2 separate regions of the Mus musculus genome follow, and region 1 is linked to region 2. Evidence: chromatin contacts called from ENCODE Hi-C or POLR2A ChIA-PET data. All regions are on one chromosome and are shown on one strand. Each heading gives the region's core, a stretch centred on a gene start or an enhancer-like site at or near the end of the contact. The rest is flanking DNA. Distances are from core to core; before and after follow the strand shown.

Region 1 (4,420 bases), core at 1,476-3,975, 480 kb after region 2:
GAAATTGGTAGGGAACTTGAATTTGAACATCAGCATAAAATCAAAAGAACAGATTTCTTTTATGATTGTTTTTATATCACCTCCACCAATGTTGATGCTTTATATGCAGTCAAATGACAATAAGGCTAAGCATTACCAAGTGGTATACAATCCCAGTTGTTTTGGAGAAGTCATATGAAAGGAGATAAGAGGCAGCCAGCTGCCCCTTTTTGTTAGCCATGGCTGTTTTGGTGAGTTTTATTATTTATTTTTATTGTTCTTTTCCCCCTCAGGAATGAAAATTTCAATGCAGCTTAGTTACAAATTAACAGATTCACTGGCTCCTGGGAGACGACATGACATTGGATCATGTTTTCTGTTTTCAGTGAAGTTTGCTTATTTGTATTTTACAGATGTGGTGATCAAAAAGCAGCGGGAGTGAGACAGAATCATCTTTGTAGAGGTGCAATCAATGTCAGAGCACCAACAAGCCTGCTCTGGATCTGGAAGCCTGGCCACCAGGTCTCCTTGCCCAGCTGAAGAACAATGGATCTGAGCAACTGTCTTAGGCTAATACATAAAATGTGTGAATATTAGTTAGTGTCTGGATTTTTTTCTTTTTCTTTTCCCTTTTTCTTTTAGGCAACGACTTAAAATATAAAATTAAAGTCATGATACATTCAGGTGCTTGGATTCCTTTCACACTAAAGCTCTTTCAGGTCATAGGGATTTGGGGACATATTCCTACTTCAAATATTTTAAAAGTAATTTCATGAAAATATATATATGCCACTTTATGTAGTTACATAAATGTATGCCACTTCTTGTATATATAAAGTTGTATTATTGCTAAGTGAATTATTCCTAGAAAGGATGAAAATAAAAGCTCCATCTTATTTAAGAAGTAAATATGTGAAAGAATTTCTGAATTTCACCAAGGCTATTTTGCAATTCTTTCACAATATGCTAAGCTCAATATCCTGCTTTAACAACATGTACTTGAGTGGTCACATTTTAGGTTTATGGGGGAACAATTGATGTAAAAGAACATAAAGATCTCTGCCAAATGTTTGACATCTGACCTTTAATCATTTGTTGGACTTTACTTTAATAACATGACAACTCTGTATAAAGTATGTGCCCATGCGCGCGCACACACACACACACACACACACACACACACACACAGAGTTGAGGTATCTTTAGATTTAATAGTCAGTAGGAAAGGCCCTCTTTAGCAATCATTCTCCAGGACCTGGCCTGTCACATGTCTCCTGAGGTCAGAGCTACTACAGAAGCAGACCAATTCTGAGGCCCAGAACTGGTGACTTGCTTTTCTGCTCTGGTAGGATATTTAAACAAGCCAAGAATGGTGTGCCTTAAACAAATAAAGATTGAATGTGCGTGTCACAAGATTCCTGGTGAGCCAGGAAACAGATCCAGCCTTGAAGCTGCTTTCTTGATTGCAGGCTCCTAGTCAGAAACCTTGCAGAGCTGTGGCCTGGAAAAGCCCCTCCTCTGCCTTGTTTTGTCTTCCCCAGATGAGAGAGGGTAAAGAAAGTCTGGAAATCTGACCCAACTCAGGCCAATAAAGGGCTTTTGTCTGTGAACCTGACCACAAATGATTCATTAACATCCCACTGAAAAATTTTTGTCAGGATCCCACCCCCATCTTTAGAGAAATAAACAATTTGAAACAAAACTGAAGTCCAAGTGTAATCAATTCCCTCTTCAAAATCCTGCTGTCTACTGCATGTAAAGGTATTTATTTCTCCACGACAAAACAGTTGTTATAGATTTACTTCCATAGGCATGCTCTTAATTAAGTTCACAATCTGTTTTGTCAAAAGTAAAACAGGGGAAAAAAATCTTTCCAAAATGTCTCTAGTTAATATTTAATTAATAGCTAAGTTAGATTAAGAAAAACAAAAACCATACATGCTTCATTTGTATGTCTAATAGATGAATAATCATGCTCCTATCTTAATGCTGAGTAAAGTTATATTTTCATCTATTCCAAAAAAGTTCAACGGAAATTAGTAATTCTGCTTTAGAATTTAATCCTTTTTTCCTTGATGCTAACTAAAGGTAGGTACCAATTTTCGAAGGAAGTATACATTGAATTTCATTTCTGTCATATTCTCCCCTAAGAAGCATTGGTAATGCTTGACCTTTTAATAACTGACTTCAATTTAAATTAGAAAATACCAGTGGCATTAAATTATATTCACCGTTTATTAATATAACATTTAAACTCAAGGAAAATGCCAGATTCAAAATTTCTGACAAGGAAAATTCATCCCAAGCAACCTTTGTCTATGCCCTTTGTAAGAAACACAGCAGTAGCTGAGCCATCTTCTGTGCTGGTGTGCTTCAGTGTCACCAGGAGCACCCATCTCTCTCCTAGAAAGGCTTTCACCAGATTATCTACTTTTATGAGGAGAGAAAAGGCTTCTCTGCATCTCCAACTTAAGGGATAAAATAATACACAACCCCTTTTAAGAGCAGGGGACTCTAGAAATAATCTCTTTCACTGGGAAAGAGTTCTTTGGAGTCATGGTATGATAGCGGTGTGAAATGTCAGTTCTAGATTTTTAACGTGACTTAAATGTACCCTCTGATATCCAGGATTCATCGTCAACTCTGCTTTAATTACCTCTATTCCCTTCTAGGTCCTGTACTTTTGTGGCACTTGGAACAAATAAGACCCACGCGCTGGGATCTGACAGCAGTGTGGCCAAGTGATTGAGACAAGAGGTTGATTGGCAGAATGCTGCCCTGCTCTACACTCAAGCATTCCTTGGAAGCCCGCCCACAGATAGTGGGACTATTTTTAGCAGCTTACCTCCAGGTTAAAGTAGCTATTAGATATCCAGATTCACCCCCCTCCTCAGGGGCCCTTTCAGATGCAGCAAAATAGAACATAAAAGGGTGTAATTGGATGATTACAGCTAAGAACTGTAATCAGGAGCCATAGGGTCCCTCTCTCTCCTGAGTGCTCTGGGACACAGCCTCAGGAAGGCTCTATACCTCCTCGCCCCACAGCAGCTGACCTTAAGGCAAGTGTGGCAGGGCCCTCCCTGCATATGAAGCGCCTCAGAAAAGTCCATATTGAGGTTGTCTTCTTTTCACACATGCTGGGTAGAGTGTAAGGAGCTTGCACATCTGTATACAGTCTTCTGTGCCAGGGCCTGTTTATTCATGGAGTTACTTCAACAGCCATAGGAAGTTGGCATTATGGTGTGGGAAGAGTGTAGTGGTTGGAGACCAGAATATCAGATTGACCAGAAGTTCAAGCAACAGGTACTTGGTAGGTATCTGTGAACACCCTACAGAGGACCATACTCCCCATGGCCCTGCGTGTTATAGGTATGCTGCCTCTGCTGACTGGCCTACTCCTATTCTCTGGAATGCTTCTTCATCGTTAATAAGCTGTCTCGATTTCTATTTCTAACCAGATATCCCTGTTATGATTTCTCATCCTGGAATACAACAGTTTGAAGTGAGGTGCTCTGGGAACTCAGATCTCTGACTCCATACTGTGGTGGTTTAAATAAGAAATGTGATCCACCCCCACCAAGTATTTGAATACTTAGTGGCCAATGGGTGGAGCTCTTTGGGAGGTGGTGCGGCCTTACTGGAGAAAACATTTCACTAGGGTGGTCTCTCTGAGAGTTTATAGCCTCACTCTACTTCTCTCTGCTTCCTGTTTGTGGTTGTACATTTGATCTCTCAGTTTCCTGCTGCCAACCACCATGACTCCCAGGCCACTATGGGCTCTCCTGAAATTATAAACTGAAATTAGCCCTTCTTCCTATAAGCTGCCTTGGTCAAGGTGTTTTAGCACAGCCACAAAGAAGTTACCAATATGGGCACTGTGCATGGTTTTCTTTCCTGTATCCTTATCCTATTTTTCAGGTACTGAATGAGCAAATCCTCCAGCATGTTTCCTTTAGGACTCCGGGCTTTCTCAATCTTTCTGCAAAAACCTCCTCAGCTTCTTTCATATAGCCTTTTGCTGACTTCCATTGCTGAACATGGCTGCTTTCTTGAATACTCACACCAAAATGCATAGATGTCTCTCTTTCTCTTCATTTCCTTCAGATTAATACCTGTTAAGTTTATAGTTTGCCTGTTTTTTTCCTCTCAAACTCTAGTGAAATTGTCTTGGAACTTTCTCTGAGTCTCTTCTTAAATTATTTTATTAATGACACCAAGAATCCAAAAGGGAATCCCATATTTCCTAATAACAATTATCCCATTTGATCTTTGAGCAAACTTTACTGCTATGGGCTGAAAGTGTGTATTCCTAGCCTCTAATATGAGGATAATTGGAAGTGGATGTCCCGACTAATGATTAGGTAATGAGGGAAGGACCCCATGCTATGTTTATAAAGAAGACCCTTTTCCATGTTAGGATATAGTTTGAAGGCACCATTTT
Region 2 (4,871 bases), core at 1,195-3,694:
TGGCGCCTTCCGCGGTCGCTCCCTCTGCTTCAGCGCCCTCGCCCGACTCCTTCTTGCTCTTCTTGAAGGAGAAGCCGCTCAGCTTGAAGGACTTCTTGAAGGAAAAGCGCTTCTTTTTTTTTTTCGGGGTCTCGCTGCTGGGCGACGGCGCGGCCCCGTCCTCCGCCTTGGGCGACGACGTGGAGGAGGCGGACGCGCCCTCGGCCTCGGCGGCCGGGGAGCTGGGCTCGGCGGGCTCGGCCTCCGCAGCCTCCTTGTCGGCCGCGCCGGCGCCCGGCTCGGTGGCCGCGGCAGCCTCATCCTTTTCGGCCGCGGCGGGGGTCGCGGCACTGCCGCTCGCGGGCTCCTCCTTGTCGGCGGCCGGGGCGCTGCCGTTGGCTTGCAGCTCCTCCTTGGCGCCCGGCTCGGCGGCGGCGGGAGACGCGTCCCCGTTCACTTTTACGTGGCCATTCTCCTGCGGGGCAGAAAGAAAAAGACGGGGGCGTCACTCGGAGCGACCGACCCGCGCGGGGCAAGCTTCCGTGCCCGGCGGCCGGGGAGTGGACACAAGTCGCCCACATTCTGAGGCCTGCATCAGGTTCCCTTCCCTCCGCCTCGAGCAACGGGAGCTCCCGGGGCTGCGCGTTCCCGGGTGGCGCCGGCAGGGGGCGCTGCTCCTCCACCGCGCGGAGCGCAGCGGGGCGCGGGCGGGAGGGCGCCCAGGGGCGGGGCCACCCCACCCTGCCTAGCCGGGCCCTGCCCGCAGGCCGAGGCGCCCCCGAGCTGGGGATCGCGCAGCCCGGGAGTCCGCAAACAAAGCTCAGGTGGCTGCCCCGGTCGGCCTCTCCGAGGCTCGGCAACCAGCAGGGCTGGGGAAAACCCATTATGTCTGAAGTCTGGCCTCCGCTTCCACGCCCACCTTCGCCCATCATTCTGCAAATTGGGGTGCGCCCGGGCAGCTCCTTTTTGCATTTTTAACGGGTTTAAAGGCTCTTGACAGAGCACGTCTTGCCCCGGTAGGTTTAGAGCAGGCCTTTTTTTTTTTTTTTTTTTTTTTTTTTTTTTTTGGCTCTAGGAAAAGAGGCGTGGTGGGTGCTCGCTGTTTGGAAAGCAGCCACCCATGGCCGACCTCTTGAGCCCACCCAACCATGGCTCTCTGCCTGGGTCGCAGCAGCACTGAGGCAATCCTCGAGGGTGGCCAAGGTGCCACTCACACGAACAGTCCAGACCAAAACACCAGAACTGCTCCCTTCTTGGCAGGCAGGAAAGGGTCTTCAAAAACCCACTGAGAATTCCCACCACACCAGGATACCATTTGAAAAGTCATATGGGTGTGTAATTACACAGCTACCAAAGGGGGAGGGGAAGGGCCATCGCAAAGGCACTTGGAAAAGCTGCCTGTCCGGCTCTAACCAGCCACCTTTCCAAGAACCCGAGGCATACTGCCTCTGGATACAATAAGACAAGCCTTCTCAGCTTGCCTTTCTCCACCGCCATCCGCGTTGGCTCCCCCCTTCCTACACACACATACACACGCGCGCGCACACACACAACCACACCAGAAATCTCAAAGACGACCCAATCTCGACAATAAATACGTGAGCCACCCAAACACCACTGTGGCCCCAAATACAAATGCAACCTGGAGGGGCGTTGGGGGGGGGGTGCATCTAACTAGTCACGTTCAGCCAATCTCCAAACCACGCCATTTTAGACGATTTATCACTCTTCCTCCGGTCTACTCAAGAATTGGCCAGGATCCTTAGGAACCACTCCTTTGGGGTGGGGGTGGAGGGTACCCTTCCTATGAAAAATTGACAATTTAGGCTATCATTACCCATTCAACTTTCAGACTAGAATCTGGCTAGGCTCCCCTCCCTCGAATGCATCTCGGGCGCGACCAGAGGGAAGACGAGGCGTCCAGATTAGAGAAAGACACCCAAGAAATGCCAAGAACCACAGGTAGAATTTACCTGCCCATTTGCTTTGGAAGGCGACGAGGCCACAGCCGCCTCCCCGGGCCTCTCGGCGGTGGCTTCTCCCTTCGCTGCGGTCTTGGAGAACTGGGCACCCATGCTGGCTTCTTCAACAAAGAAACTCAACAGATCCAAGAGAGGAAACAAAGAGCCTTCGGTTGGTGTAACGACGGGGCGAGCAGCAGCAGCAGCAACAGCGGCGGCGGCACACACACCGGAGGGAGGGGGTGGGGGTGGCGAGGAGGACAGAAGAGACCCGATTAAATACTCCGGATAAAAAATTTTTAGTCGAAGAGATCAAAAAAGCAGCAGCGCAGGAAGGAGGGAAAAAGGTGGAAAAGTCGAGCACAAAAAAGGAGCCCAAGTGTAGTTTTTTTAAAAAAAGAAGTAATAAAAAAAAATCCCAGATTTGTAGCCGCACTGTAGACAAGAGGAAAATGGAGAAATCTCCCTGGTTGCTAATAAGATGCGGGGTCCAACGCCCAAGTGCACAGATGAATGGGCTCGCGGGCGCTGACGCGGCCCCCGCGCGCGCTGGCCAATCCGCGCGCCGCACACAAAGCAGGGGGCGGGGCCTGCGCTCCGGGCGAACAATGGAGCCGCGCTTTGCAAACGGTTTGAAAATCAGCCTCAGACCAAGAATTAATGTCTTCCAAATAAATAAATCAATTAAAAAATACGTGCTTCTCGTCTCCCTCGGCCTGAAAATAATAATGCATGTCTTGATTGGCTTGCTTTGTTTGGAATTAATTAACGCGGGAGGGGGTACTTATGGATGGGGGCGGAGAAAGCTTTAACTTGACTCGCATTGACTCTTGCCGGTCTATATCCGCGTCTGTCTCTAGCCATTCTCTCCCCTCCCCCATCTTTCCCGTGTGTTTACGTGTATAAGTGTGTATACGAGTGTTAAAGACAATGGGTAGGATTTGTGTGCTAGCAGCATTTTTTCCCTCCGCACTCCATAAGGGTTTCACAGATAGTGCGCAAGGATTTTTTTTTTTGGGGGGGGGTGTTTCTTTTTTTAAAAAAACTGCTGCAATTGTTAAATCGTCCCACACTGAAAGGTATTTAAACCACGAAGATCGAATTTCATCTAGCAAGATCTCCAGTTGGAATTAGGTCTGTAGGCCAGATGTGGGAAACGCAAAAACAGCAAACAGCCTAAGCCATGCTCGTTCCTTTCTCTCCTAGAGGCGTGAAATAAAATATTTTGAAATTGGTCCTTGGAGCACCTCAAATCGCGTCTCTCCAACTATTCCAATTACCGATCACTTTTCCACAAAACATTGTGAGGACCATTTTCAGAAGATCGAAACTTGCTAGCATGTTATCACTGTAAGAAACGACATCATTAATTTTCCTCTGTGGTAAAACTAGACCGAGCCTTGAGTGTACGAATCCATATTTACAGTTGGGAGGCAGCTACTCTCGTCGACACGGGTTGTTTTCCTAGCCTGCTGCCAACATCGGAGGGACTCTCATTTTGAACTTGTCTGTGCACAGCATCAAGTGTGCTCCTGGAAGAGAGGCAACAGCGAGGAAATCCTAAAAGACCGAGTCCTAGTCTCAGAAGAAATCGCCTGCAAGGTTGAGAGACAGAAAGAAAATCCCTGGAGACTCCACGTCTAACCCAGGCTAAAGGCAAAGCTCTACAGCGGTGTGTAGGATATCTCTCTCGTTCGCTACAGCCCTTGCCACCGAAGTACCAGACGCTTTTAGTGTGTGAAAGACCAGGCGTTGATTTAATGTATCTGGAAGGGAGAGGGGATAGAGGATGCAACTTAATAAATATTCCTCTAGTCTCGCTCATGAAAACATCCAAAACATCTTTCGGCGTTTGCATTTAATGACTGCAACGTGAACGATGGAGGCGAGAAGCAGTCGAGGGAATGGCTCGTTTCTCTTAGTGTTGGCTCGGAATTGTCAAACAGTTACTTTCTGTTCATTGTAGGGAAATAGGTCACACTTTGAGTGAAAAGGACAGTTGGTTCAAGCCAATAACCCTTTGTTCAAGTGCTGTTTGACAGTCCCTGAGCAGAACATCGTTGCGTGAAGTTTCATCTCCTGTCCAGTACCTTTAGATACATTATTAAATCCCAAAGTCATATTCCACGGAGCGCCTGGAAGGAATATTTCGTCGAAACGCGTCTTGCCAACCAACGTGTTAGCACCCGTAAGGAAGCCTGCTGGACTGGCCCGAGAACCCGGCCGCCAGGATGGACACGAATCCCTCATTAGCAGTTCCAACTTGAAAAGTCAACTGGGCTGGTCCAACACCACCATCCAGGAGATTCCCAAAGGCTCAAAAGGCAATCTGTGCACCCACCCCACGGGAACCTTGCCCCTTCCTCTGCGTCTCCCTCCGGTTTTAAATTGGGATGATTGCTAGTTCGCTTTCGGATTTTTTCTCCCAGACATTCGGGGGCTGCTTTTGTGGCTCCTTTGTTAACAGGCTGTCGTGCAGCTTTCCCCCCTTTTCTTTCTCCAATGCCTATTTGCCTGGTATCGGCTCGTCTCCGGGGCAACCGCGGGGAAGATTCGGAGCCCCAGGCGCCGGGAGGGGGAAGGGGCGGAGCCCGGCGGAGTGGGGGCGGGGAGGGGCGCGAGAGGAGGGGCGGAGGGAGTGGGTCAGGAGGAGACCCCAGGACCCACGAGGAGCAGATGGCCGCTCCGGGGCGGAGCCCGTGAGCGTCAGGGGAGCGGGAGAGCCAATCCGTCCCTGCAGCAGCGCGGGAGAGAGCCAACGAGAGTAAACACGCGGGCTGTCCCCCCCCCCCCCCCCCCGCGGTCCCTACTTTGCAGCTGAAGACGTGATTTCCTTTGGATAAGAAAGCTCATTGCCAGTGTGGTTGGAAAGCTGGCGGTCCCCGGGAGAATGGGTTGGGAGGCGGGTTTGGGCGGAGCTCTGAAATCTCC

What was found. A loop is a pair of places that touch in the nucleus more often than their neighbours do. ChIA-PET counts read pairs that join two places held with the same protein, here RNA polymerase II (POLR2A).
Region 1: a map of heart shows a loop between it and region 2 (3-fold over the local background). The contact joins the enhancer-like site here to the promoter of Marcks in region 2. A Hi-C loop is called at or near these places in 3 of 37 maps with a recorded cell type or tissue (Patski, adrenal gland and heart). POLR2A ChIA-PET finds 5 or more read pairs at or near these places in 2 of 5 experiments (Patski and embryonic stem cell).

The regions. Positions count from the first base shown.
Region 1 is chr10:37,615,131-37,619,550 of GRCm38, forward strand. No RefSeq gene overlaps it. Among named protein-coding and RNA genes, the nearest start is that of Gm31330, 180 kb to the left of the region's middle. Within about 2 kb of position 2,726, at least 1 of the 3 ENCODE cell types and tissues checked has a DNase peak (open chromatin) inside an H3K27ac peak, as active enhancers do; it is heart, where a contact is called at or near this core.
Region 2 is chr10:37,136,482-37,141,352 of GRCm38, forward strand. It overlaps Marcks (myristoylated alanine rich protein kinase C substrate), which reads right to left and starts at 2,445. Exons shown (of 2, transcript NM_008538.2): 1 at 1,953-2,445; 2 at 1-454. The coding sequence starts at 2,054. 5930403N24Rik (RIKEN cDNA 5930403N24 gene) reads left to right here and starts at 3,051. Exons shown (of 3, transcript NR_166104.1): 1 at 3,051-4,264.